2 separate regions of the Homo sapiens genome follow, and region 2 is linked to region 1. A link is an interaction called in ENCODE POLR2A ChIA-PET data of the cell type or tissue named here. Cell type or tissue: IMR-90. All regions are shown on one strand. Links, peaks and the distances in the headings refer to the core of each region. The heading gives the core; the rest is flanking DNA. Region 1 has its middle 160 kb from the start of USP12-AS1. Region 2 overlaps LNX2 (ligand of numb-protein X 2).

Region 1 (5,379 bases), core at 241-5,240:
GGCTGTACCCCAGGCCCTTGCTTCCCACTCCTGATGAGGCCACTTTATCCTTTGCTTGGGCACAGACCCTGCCCACAGCAGGTCAGGGGAGCTGAAATCCAGGAGAGGCCCTGCAGGCTGCTGCCCCACCCTCGGCCTTCCCGTCAGGGCCGGTGTCTCCAGGCCTCAGTCCTCCAGCGGAGGGTGGGGACGGCCACAGAGATGGGTGTGGCTCCACGCATGACTCTGACCCTGGAGGATGGCGGGGCATCAGAATCAGGCACGATGGCTCCATGTTGCAGAAAAGAAAGTGCAGCTTGAAGGTTAAGGGGTGACGTCTGAGAGTGGGAGCACCTCCTCCTACAATCTTAAATCCACTTCCCAAGGGGAAGAGAAACCACTCACTAGTGCACACTGGACACAGGGCCAGTGAAAGGCTCATGTTTTTATGGGAAAGCAGCCTTTTAGAGTCTGTTTTCTTCCAGATGAGGTATATACAGAATGAGGAGCCCCAGGGAGAACTGCAGGCAGATGTCTGGACACTGAGTGTAGCTGTCCCGCAGGGTTGAGGCTCTGTCACCACCCTGGGTGAACAGGTGCTGAGGGCTCCTCCTGGCACCACCAACAACTTAGAGTGTGGCTAATGGGCGAGAAAGAGCCTGGGTGGGGGGTGTGGATATCTTACAGGGAGAGGTTCTCTTGGCTTCTTTGGTTGAGACCTGTGCTCTGTTTTCTTCTCATCTTCCTTAGAGGTTGTGTGGTCAAGGTCAAACCCAGACCCCTGAAAGTCATGGGGTCAGTGGTCACATTTTGGAAAATCCTGTCTCCTGGAAAAGCCCCCACTTTACAAATGTGGTTTGATGGCCAGTGACATAGGGTTGTGCTTCCTGAGAGCCTTGGGGAAGGCCATGACCTTCCTAGGCCTCAGTTTCCCCACCTTCAGAGAGACCCATCAGGCTCAGGATGCCTGGGATGACACCTTGGCATGAAAGACCCTGACACACCATCAGGATGAGCATCTCGCTGTCTCATTTCTTCCCCTCAGCTCCAAACAATATAGGAAGGAGAGAATGTTATTGCCTTTCTTACTAATCGCACCAGTAAGTACTGCAAAGGGCTTTGGAGTAGAATTAGGTAAGAAGAGGTTATCAACCATACAGACACAGGCCTGGAAGTGCTCGGAGGCTGTGCGTGTGCCAGAGAGCAGTCCTTGGGAACAGTTGAAGAATAGCTCATTCAGACAACAGGTAATTGGTTGAAATAGGTTTCTAAACGGCATCAAATCCAGAGTGAACTTAGTGGCTGGAGGGGGTGGGGGCAGGTTTTTTCCAGAAAACCTTTTATTGAAATATACATACAGAAAAGTACAAAGATCACAAGTGTATGGTTTGATAAATTCCCACCAAGTGAACCTGCCCATGTAACCTGTACCTATAGATTTAAAAACAGAGCAGGGCCAATACCCCAGAAGTCCCTTTCTACCCAACCCAGGTAACACCATCCTGACTCCAAAAACCACAGTTAAGTGTTGCCTGTTTGGGGATTTCATGTAAAGAGAGTCGTACCGAAGTTCTCTGTTGTGTCTGTTGCTCTCATTCAGTGTGATGCAGGAGGGGCTCATCCGTGTGGCTGCTCATGATTGTAGCTCATTCATTCACTCTCATTGCTGAGTGGTATTCCATTGTGTGACTGCAGCACATTTTATATGCCCATTTTACTTTTTTTTTTTTTTTTTTGAGAGAGAGAGAGGGTCTCACTCTGTTGCCCAGGCTGGAGTGCAGTGGCATAATCACAGCTCACTGCCACTCTTTCTAACTCCTGTGCTCAAGCCCACCTCAGCCCCCAGAGTAACTGAGTCTACAGGTGCACCCCACCACACTCGGCTAATTTTTTTTTTCATTTTTTGTAGAGACAAGGTCTTGTTATGTTGCTCAGGGAGGTGAGGTCTCAAACCCCTGGGCTCAAGTAATCTTACTGCCTAAGCCTCCCAAAGTGCTGGGATTACAGGCATAAGCTAATGTGCCTGGACTGCCCACTCTACTATTAATGGATGCGTATTTTGTTTACAATGAGTAAAATACACATGCATGTACTTTTAGTATGTGCTCAGTTTTCGTTTAATACAAAGTGTGAATGGCCTTCTGGAACTTCTCATGGGGCGGGGAAATCTTGAACCGTAACACAGCTTGGTATGCACACGTCACATTGGGAATCAGCTGGTTTCGCCTTCCCTGGTCTGATGGCTTAGATTGGTCTGGGCAGGAAAAGCCAGGCCATACATGTGGAATTGGCAAATTGCAATGCACACATTTCTGTTATATGCACATCGGGATCTGGGACAGGCTGGACACGATGGGGTCTGCAAGGTTCTTTTTCTCTCTGAGTTAGGCAAGCCATGAATATGAAAAGGGAATGTTTGTATAGTATCGACTTTCACTTAATGAAAATAGATACAAATGCAGGGAGAGAAAGAGATAACATGCTACTAAAATGCAGGCCAATGACTCTTAAAAATATCACAGCTCCCAGCAAGTGGGTGGTAAATGTGGCTGGCAGAGATGACGTGTGTCTGGGGACAGGTGGAATGCAGGGTTGAGGAGAGTGTTCAATGCGGGCAGGACTGACGGGAGAAGGGTGCAGGCACTGGTGTTGCTGGGCTGAGCTGAGTCACTCATTCCCCAAGGACCCTGTCTGCGAGCAGGAAGTGCCAGATGGGGAGGCACTCAGCAAGTGGATGAGGACAAGCAGCACCACTGCCAGCCCCTCTGCAGCATGACTGCACCCCAAAGGGTGCTGCTGGAGGCTGGGGAGGGTTCACCTGAGCCTCCGTCTCTCCATCTCTGGAAGCTCCCTCACCTTTCCATGTAATAAGCAGAGTGACTTCCCCATTCCACGTGTGTTGCCCGGCTCTTCTGGCCCAGCCCAACCTCTGAGCCTCAGACCAGGAAATGTGAAACCAGGTGATGTGCACCTATCAAGTTGTGTCATGGTTCAAGACTTCCTCACTTCATGAAAAGTTCCATAAAGGCCCTCCTCATTCTGTGTTAAATGAAAAATGAGCCAGTGTCCACAAGGAAGGGTGCCTCTTTTTAAAAATATTGCCATGATGGCTGGGCAAGGCGGCATGCTCCTATAGTGCCAGCTATTCGGGAGGCTGAGGCGGGAGGATGGCTTGACAACAGGAGTTTGAGGCTGCAGTGTGCTATAATGGTGTCTGTGAATGGCCACTGCACTCCAACCAGGGCAGCATGGCAAGACCCCATCTCTCTCACACACACACACACACACACACACACACACACACACAGAGATACACACACCCAGAGATGTGTCTCACCCTCAGCTAAATCCAAATATTCATGGTGATGTTAATATCACGCACTCAAAGTAGCCCAGAAAAGGGGAAGCAGCAGTCCCTGGAAGGTTAGGTGTTCTACTGAGAAGCCCCCAACTTTCCTCACACCCCACTTTAACCTTTCACTTTGCTTTTCTAGATGAGAATGGGCCTTGCAGCCACTGGGAAAGGCAGCAAAGCCCAAGAAATTAATATCCCCATGAATATCTGGAGTTGACTGAAGGTCAGAAGAAATGGGTGGCAGAAGAAAGAGAAAAAGAAACATTGACAGATGGAATCCCTGCCAGGCCACTTTCAGTATCAAGAAAAGTGATCAGGTGGCAGAGCAATCCATGGAGGCTTCAGACTGATGCCCAGTGACAGCTGACTGCAAGCAAAGTCAAAGTGGTTAAGGCCACTTAAATATACTCCGTATTCACGAGTCCAAATTAAATACTCCCTATTCACATCCAATTTAAACCTGCATCCCCTGCGTGGGCGGTGGATGTAAACGCTGAGAAAGCCAAAGCTAAGTGTGGCCCCCTGCCAGGCCAGCTGCTCCCTCTGTTCTCAGCAGCTGCTACTGGACCTGGGAAGGTTCCAATCTGCTCCCACTGGTGGGAAAGACCGCCCCGCTCCTGGCGTCGGGGAGGCCCTGGAGCTCTTCTTTCCTCCTGAAAGTCCACGCAGCACGGTCGCTGGGAAGGCAGGGAAGCCCAAGAAAAGCCCATTCTGATCTAGAAAAGCAAAGTGAAAGGTTAAGGTGGATATGAGGGAAGTTGAGGGCTTCTTAGTAGAACACCTAATCTCCCAGGGAGCTGCTGTTCCCCCTTTCTGGGCTGCCTCGAGTGTGATTGTTAAGTCAAATTGGCCCCATCCGCTCCTTGGCTGAATTTGCCCGGATTCTCTCTGGAACACAGGACTCAGCACCTCCACAGATGCATCTCCCCTGACAGTTCCATCTGCACCTGAGCCCTTCGTCAAGTTAATGGGTCACAGGCGCTCTAACTGGACTCATGCTGCTGTGAAGCACTGCGCATGTCTACCGCAGGATACGGACCACCCTCGTAAATATCCCAGGCGATGCTGAGGTACTAATGAGCCTGCACTTGTGCCCTACACCCCTTTACTCTAGGGAGAAAAAAGACATCTAACTCATCCAAGTGGGCCTCCCAGCAATAGCTCACCCAGTTATTTTTTTATGAGATTGTTATCACCAGCAGCCCCAAGATTAATAAAAATGGAGAGTAATAAAAGAAATCACAGGGGAAACTGATGCTATCAACTATGTAATAAAAGAGAGGAAGCAGGCTTCGTTTGTAATGACAAATTCTCCTTGTCTCACCAAGCTCAGAAATAAAGCCCCGAAAGAAGGGTGTAGTAGGGTGTAGTACGTGGCTTCAGATGTGTGGACACACTAGCGCCAGGTAAATATCTCTCAGTGGCATTCTCTGCTCTGTGCAAACCAGAGAGCTCCCTTCCACGAGAATTCGAGGGTAGTAGAAGGAAGAGGTCTTCTGTCTAGTCTATGTCTAAACTTCTCACCTACCCCTAGACAAGGGTGCTACCCTCCTCACCACCACCCTCTCCTTAGCTTACAGCAGTGGTAACCAAGGCCCTGGAAGTGCCTGTCTGACGTCAGCTCCATGGCCTTTAGCTGGGGGCTAATGTCTGGGGTCCTGCAGCTGGCCTTTTCTGCACTTGACCCCAGCCACCCTTTCTCCTGTCTCCTTAAGGAAGCCAGCAGAGCCCCAGCCAAATCCAAGTCCACAAAGCCAACTCGGAAGCAACGCACCAGCATCCTGTCCTGTCTCCAGGCTCTCTGGGCGGGTTCTCCCTGAGCACTTCCAGATGGCTTCTGTTTGCTCCTCTCTTCACTAGATCTGCACATGTGGCCATGAGAAGGCAGCCGGGCTGGCGCTGGGTGAGGCTCAAGGGCAGTGGGATAGGGGGAAGGAGGAGGGGAGGACATGTGCAGGAGACTCCCGGGTCCCAGCTCTGTTCCTGTCTCCTGCCTGGGACCCTGAGCTCCGCAGCTGGGGTTTGTATCAAGGAGAGCTTGCTCT
Region 2 (5,379 bases), core at 113-5,112, 610 kb after region 1:
CGAAATATGTAAGGCCTATCTTATAGTTATTAAACACACAAAAATAACTTTTAAAAGGAAAAGCTAAAGTTGTTAGAGAGGTAAAGTAACAAGTATACTTACAGTCCCAGTGAGACAGCAAACTGCTAACAGGAACTAAAGAAAAATATTAAAAATGACATCATGTAAAAATACAGAAAAATTATTTCACTCAGCATTAGAAGAGGAAGGCCATAGATTGAACCTTTGGGAAAACCCATATTTAAATGAGATGGACCAGCCTGAGTAGATGAAATTGAACAACTAGACAGAAGGAGATTATGAGACAAAGAGTGCAAACTTAACTAGGGAGACAAGCAGTCAACAACAAAAAGTGACCAATAGTGCAAATGGCCACAGAAAGGGCAAATAAAATAAGGACCAAAAAGTGTTGGTAGACTTGGCAATTAGAAGGTAACCTCAGAAAGAACACTTTCACTGATGAGGGCAAAAGCCCAGATTATACTACAAACATTTCTTTTAACATAATATATGCATTCTAGAAAAACTGCAACAGGGCTTAAAGGAAAAAAAGAGTTGGGGTAGACACTCAAAACCGTGTATCGGGGAATGGGAAATGGCTGTTAATGGGTATTGGGTTTCTTTTAGGTATGCTGAAAATGTTCTAAAAATTGGATTGTGATGATGGTCACGTAATTCTGTGAATACACTAAATAGCACTGAATTGCACACTTTAAATAAAGTGAATTTATTTAAAGTGGGCAATTTACAATGAATTTATAAAATAGGTGAATTTGATGATATGTGAATCTCAATAAAACTATATTTTAAAAAAAGTATTAGGGAATGAGTAGATCAGAGCAGACTTGGGCAGATAAAAGCTCATGAATACAGACAGCTCAGAGCCATCATCCCTCAAGCTGCAAATACTTGGAACTGAAAGAGAAAGGAAAAACTCAACATTTGTGGAGTGCCTAATTTGTGCCAATTACTTACGTAACAACCTTTATATACATTATTTCATTAAATCCTCACAATTACTCTGTTATCCCCATTTAAAAATGGGAAACTTGAGACTTAACCAACTAAGCCAACATCACACAGATATTAAATTGCAGAGCCATAATCCAAACAAACTCAGATCTAATTTCAAAGGCTTCTAGCTTCTGTTCTTTCCAGTGTATCATACTAAATTCATTCCTATGGTATTCTTTTTCTAGGCCTTGGGAAAATATAAATTGAATTTCTTCTAAAAATTTGTACCTAGAAACACAATCACAGAACGTTGGGGCTAGAAGGGTATTAGCGATCATTAAAAAACAGAAATCACAAAAATAAAAACCTATCCATCTTTGGAAATGGAACATTTAAGAACACAAACTGAAATTGCACTGGGGGAGGTGACTTGGTTTATTCAGGCAGGTGACTCAGTGTAGCAGGAGACTAGTACAGAGGATATCAAAATTAAACAAAAACAATAGAACAGAACAGCATGTGACATCTAATTAGATTGAGGTAGGCACATGCTGAGACCATACAGTGGAGCTCTGAGATGGTGGGCTGCTGAGGCAGTGCAATCTGCCATGGGCTGAGGGCTGCACCTCCTGAGGGAGGGATCTGTACATGTAGGTGTGTTTTTTAATTTTCTTAAATAAAACCAAAATGCTCTTGCAGCAGCCAAGACCCAAATAGGGATTTTTCCTTTCCTGCTGAAGGTTGTTCTTCTATTCCCACTATTCTGGCTCTCCTCCTAAGGGAAAAATTATATATGGACTAATTTGATTTATGCTACAGTGACATCATTCCCTGATAACAACTGCATATGAGCTAGTTCACACTAGGAAACACATGGTGCAACAACACACTATATTATTGTCAGTAATATTAGTATTAATAGTGGGGGTGGTGGTAGTGCAGTAGAAACAAAATAAAACAATGCATACTAACCACTGCACAATGCCAGGTATTTAATGACACTGAAAGAATGTGAACACCTTAGAATCAAGAAAAATGATAAAAATAGCTAGGGAATAAACAAAAATTAATTCAAGTCATGTCAGTGAAAATGGTGAATTAAGAATATCTGAAAAGTCTCTCCTCCATAAAAGCAGTAAGAACACTGGAAGAAATTGTCAGAACCAGCCATTTCTGAAGTGTGGAAATTAGCCAAAGAATTATAGCAGTAGGGAGAACATTTGTTCAAGAAAAATGGCTGACTCTCAGTAAGAAGAGAGAGCTCTGTGGCATTTGAGTTTACCCTATTTCCATCCTCACCTCCCCAGAATATTGGAAAAGCAACAGCCCACATCACAGTGGAAATCAGGAGGCTGGCAGACACTGGAAGAGCAGACTGGAGAACCTTCAAAGCCCTATTCCCAGAGATCTGTTATTAACTGACCTGTCTATGGTTCCCCTCTTGTGTGCTTGTCTTTTTTCTTCTTTTTTTTCCCCCTATACTTGTTTCCTGTATGACTGTGTGCCTGTCTTTACTTGGCTTGACTCAGAGCTCACCCAGGGCAAACTTCCTTTTCACTGGGGGCATTTGTTAAGCATTGGTTAAAAAAAAAAAAAAAATCAGAGGTCATTGCTGAAGATTGTGGCTGCCTGAAGACAAATACAAGGCTAACCAGAATGTTTACAAGGAAGAGCCAGGGAATGACACGTCCACAGAGGTTCAGCTATGTTCAGGGCTGTGTGTGTAGGCTAAGGTGGAGCTGTCAGTGGCGTGAGTGTTGAGGGTGTGGCATGCCCCACCATGCACACAGAACCCCCATGGAAGACGGGGAGATTTTTTTAATCTCAGGCATTTAAAGAATTCTCTGTCCAATCATTAGCTGTCCAGTACACAAAATGAGCAGAGACTTTACAGAATTAGTTCATAAGAGTCACATAGCAAACAAACAAACAACAACAATAACAAGTCCTCAGGAAGGAGAAGAATCTAGTTTTCTGAGTTGCCACATTATATTATTTAAAATGTCCACTGTTCAATACAAAATTAAGAAACATGCAAAGAAACAAGTACAGCCCATTCACAGGAAAAAAAAAAAAAAAAGCAGCCAACAGAAACTGTCCCTAAGGAAGCCCAGGCATTAGCTTTATCAGACAATAACTTACATCAGCTATTTTAGATATGTTCAAAGAAGTAAAGGAAACCTATCTAAAGAACTAAAGAAAAATATGAGAATGATGTCTTATCAAAAAGAAAATATCAATAAAGAAACATTAAGTCATAATAAAGAACCAAACAGAAATTCTGGGGTTAAAAAGTTTAATGAAAAAGAATGCATGGCCGGGTGCTTTAATCCCAGCACTTTGGGACGCCAAGGCGGGTGGATCACTTGGGGTCAGGAGTTCAAGACCAGCCTGAACAATATGGTGAAACCCCGTCTCTACTAAAAATACAAAATTAGCCAGGTTTGGTGGCGCATGCCTGTAATCTCAGCTACTTGGGAGGCAGAAGTGGCAGTGAGCTGAAATTGCGCCATTGCACTCCAGCCTGGGGAACAAGAGCAAAACTCTGTCTCCAAAAAAACAAAACAGAAAAAGAATTCACTAGTTCAACAGCAGAATTGAATCAGAAGAAAGAACTGGCAAACTTGCAGATAGGTTTATTGAGATCATCCAGTCTGAGGAACAGGGAAGAAAAAAAAAAAAAGAACACAGCCTCATGGTCTTGTGGGACACCATTAAGAGAATAAACATATACATAATGAGAGTTCCAAAAGGAGAGAGAGTGAAAGGAGTAGAAAGAATATTTGAAGAAATAATGGCCAAAAATCTTCCCAAATTTGATGAAAAACATTTATCTACACATCCAAGAAGCTTAATAAACTCCAAGTAGGAAAACCACAAGATATACACACTTAAGACACCTCATAATAAAACTGGTGAAAGCCAAAGATAAGGAATCTTGAAAACAGTAAGAGAGGAACAGCTCATCACAAGGAAAGGATCCTCAATAGTATCTGCTGATTTCTCTTCAGAAACCATGGAGACTAGAAGGCAGTGGGATGACATACTCAAAGTTCTGAGGGAAGGAGAGACAGAGAAGGGGAGAAAACTCTCAACCAGGAAGTCTATATCCAGCCGACTTCAAAAATAAAAGAGAAATTGAGACATTCCTAGGTAAAAACAAAATGTTTGTTGGTAGCATGCTTAACCTGCAAGAAACACTAAAAGAAGTCCATCAGGCTGATGTGAAAGGACACTAAACAGTAACTCAAGTTCATGTGAAAAATGAAGAGCATCAGTACAGTACTGAATTATTTGGTTTGTAATTCTTTTACTCCTATCTGATTTAAAAGAAAAACATATAAAGCAATAATTCTGTGTTGATGGGCACATAATGTGTGAAGATACAACTTGTATAATAATAATAGCACACAGGAGGGGAGAGAGAATGAAAGTTTTTGTATACTACTTGTGATGGTTAATTTTATGTGTCAACTGAGTGGGCCATGGGGTATCCAGATTAAACATTGTTTCTGAGTGTGTCTGTGAGGCTGTTTCTAGCATGTGAATCAGTGGACTCCATAAAGTATAAAGTAGATTGCCCTCCCCAATGTGGTTGCATCATTCAATCCTTTGAGTGCCTGAAGAAAACAGAAGGTGGAGGAAGAAGAAATTCATTCCTTATTTTCCTGCCTTACTGCTTGAGTTGTGACATCTCATCTCCTGCCCTCAGACTGGGATCACTGGCTCTCCTAGTTCTCAGACCTTCTGACTGAGAAGGTCTGAATTATGCTACTGACTTCCCTGGGTTGCCAGCGTGCAGAGAGCAGAACGTGTAATTTTTCAGACTCCTTAATCATGTCAGCCAACTCCTCATATATTGGTTCTATTTCCTTACAGATCCCTGACTAATTCATTAGTGAAAATGAAGCTGGTATTCATTTAAAATAGACTGCTATAAACTAGGATGTTAATTGTAAGCCCCAGGGTAACCACTAAGAAAATAATTTTAATTAAGAGAAATGACACGGGAATTAAAATAGCATATTAAAAATATTTAACACAAATGGAAGAAATGGAGGAAAAAAGAAATAAGACATATAGAAACAAACAGCAAAATGGCAAATGTAAAGCCTACCTTATCAGTAATTACATTAAATTACATGAATGAAACATCCCAATAAAAAGTCAGTGACTGGCAGAATGGGCTACAAGAAACATAATCCAACTGTCTACAACAGACACACTTCAGATTCAAAGACATAAATAAAGCAAAAGACAGAAAAACATAACAAGATATGACAATTATAAACAGAAATTGTACCAAACAATGGCCCCAAAATACGTAAGTAAAAAATGACAAAGAGAGAAATAGACAAATCAACAATAAAGCTTTTGATACTCGACTTTCAATACTAACAGAACAACTAGACATGGAACCAGAAA

What was found. ChIA-PET counts read pairs that join two places held together with the same protein. Peaks named below come from ENCODE experiments on the same cell type or tissue, not always from the same donor. Only the 100,000 strongest peaks of a DNase experiment are listed, where the experiment ranks them.
Region 2: POLR2A ChIA-PET joins it to region 1 with 6 read pairs; 1 of 35 experiments calls an interaction of 5 or more read pairs at or near these places.

What each region holds. Positions count from the first base shown.
Region 1 is chr13:26,962,297-26,967,675 of GRCh38, forward strand. No RefSeq gene overlaps it. Among named protein-coding and RNA genes, the nearest start is that of USP12-AS1, 160 kb to the right of the region's middle. RefSeq lists an enhancer at 5,350-5,379. In IMR-90, for the core only: no CTCF peak of the experiment used is centred there; DNase peaks (open chromatin) are centred at 2,595 and 3,845; H3K27me3 peaks cover 890 bases.
Region 2 is chr13:27,570,907-27,576,285 of GRCh38, forward strand. The region is part of intron 2 of LNX2 (ligand of numb-protein X 2); the gene reads right to left. Among named protein-coding and RNA genes, the nearest start is that of LNX2, 47 kb to the right of the region's middle. In IMR-90, for the core only: no CTCF peak of the experiment used is centred there; a DNase peak (open chromatin) is centred at 2,565.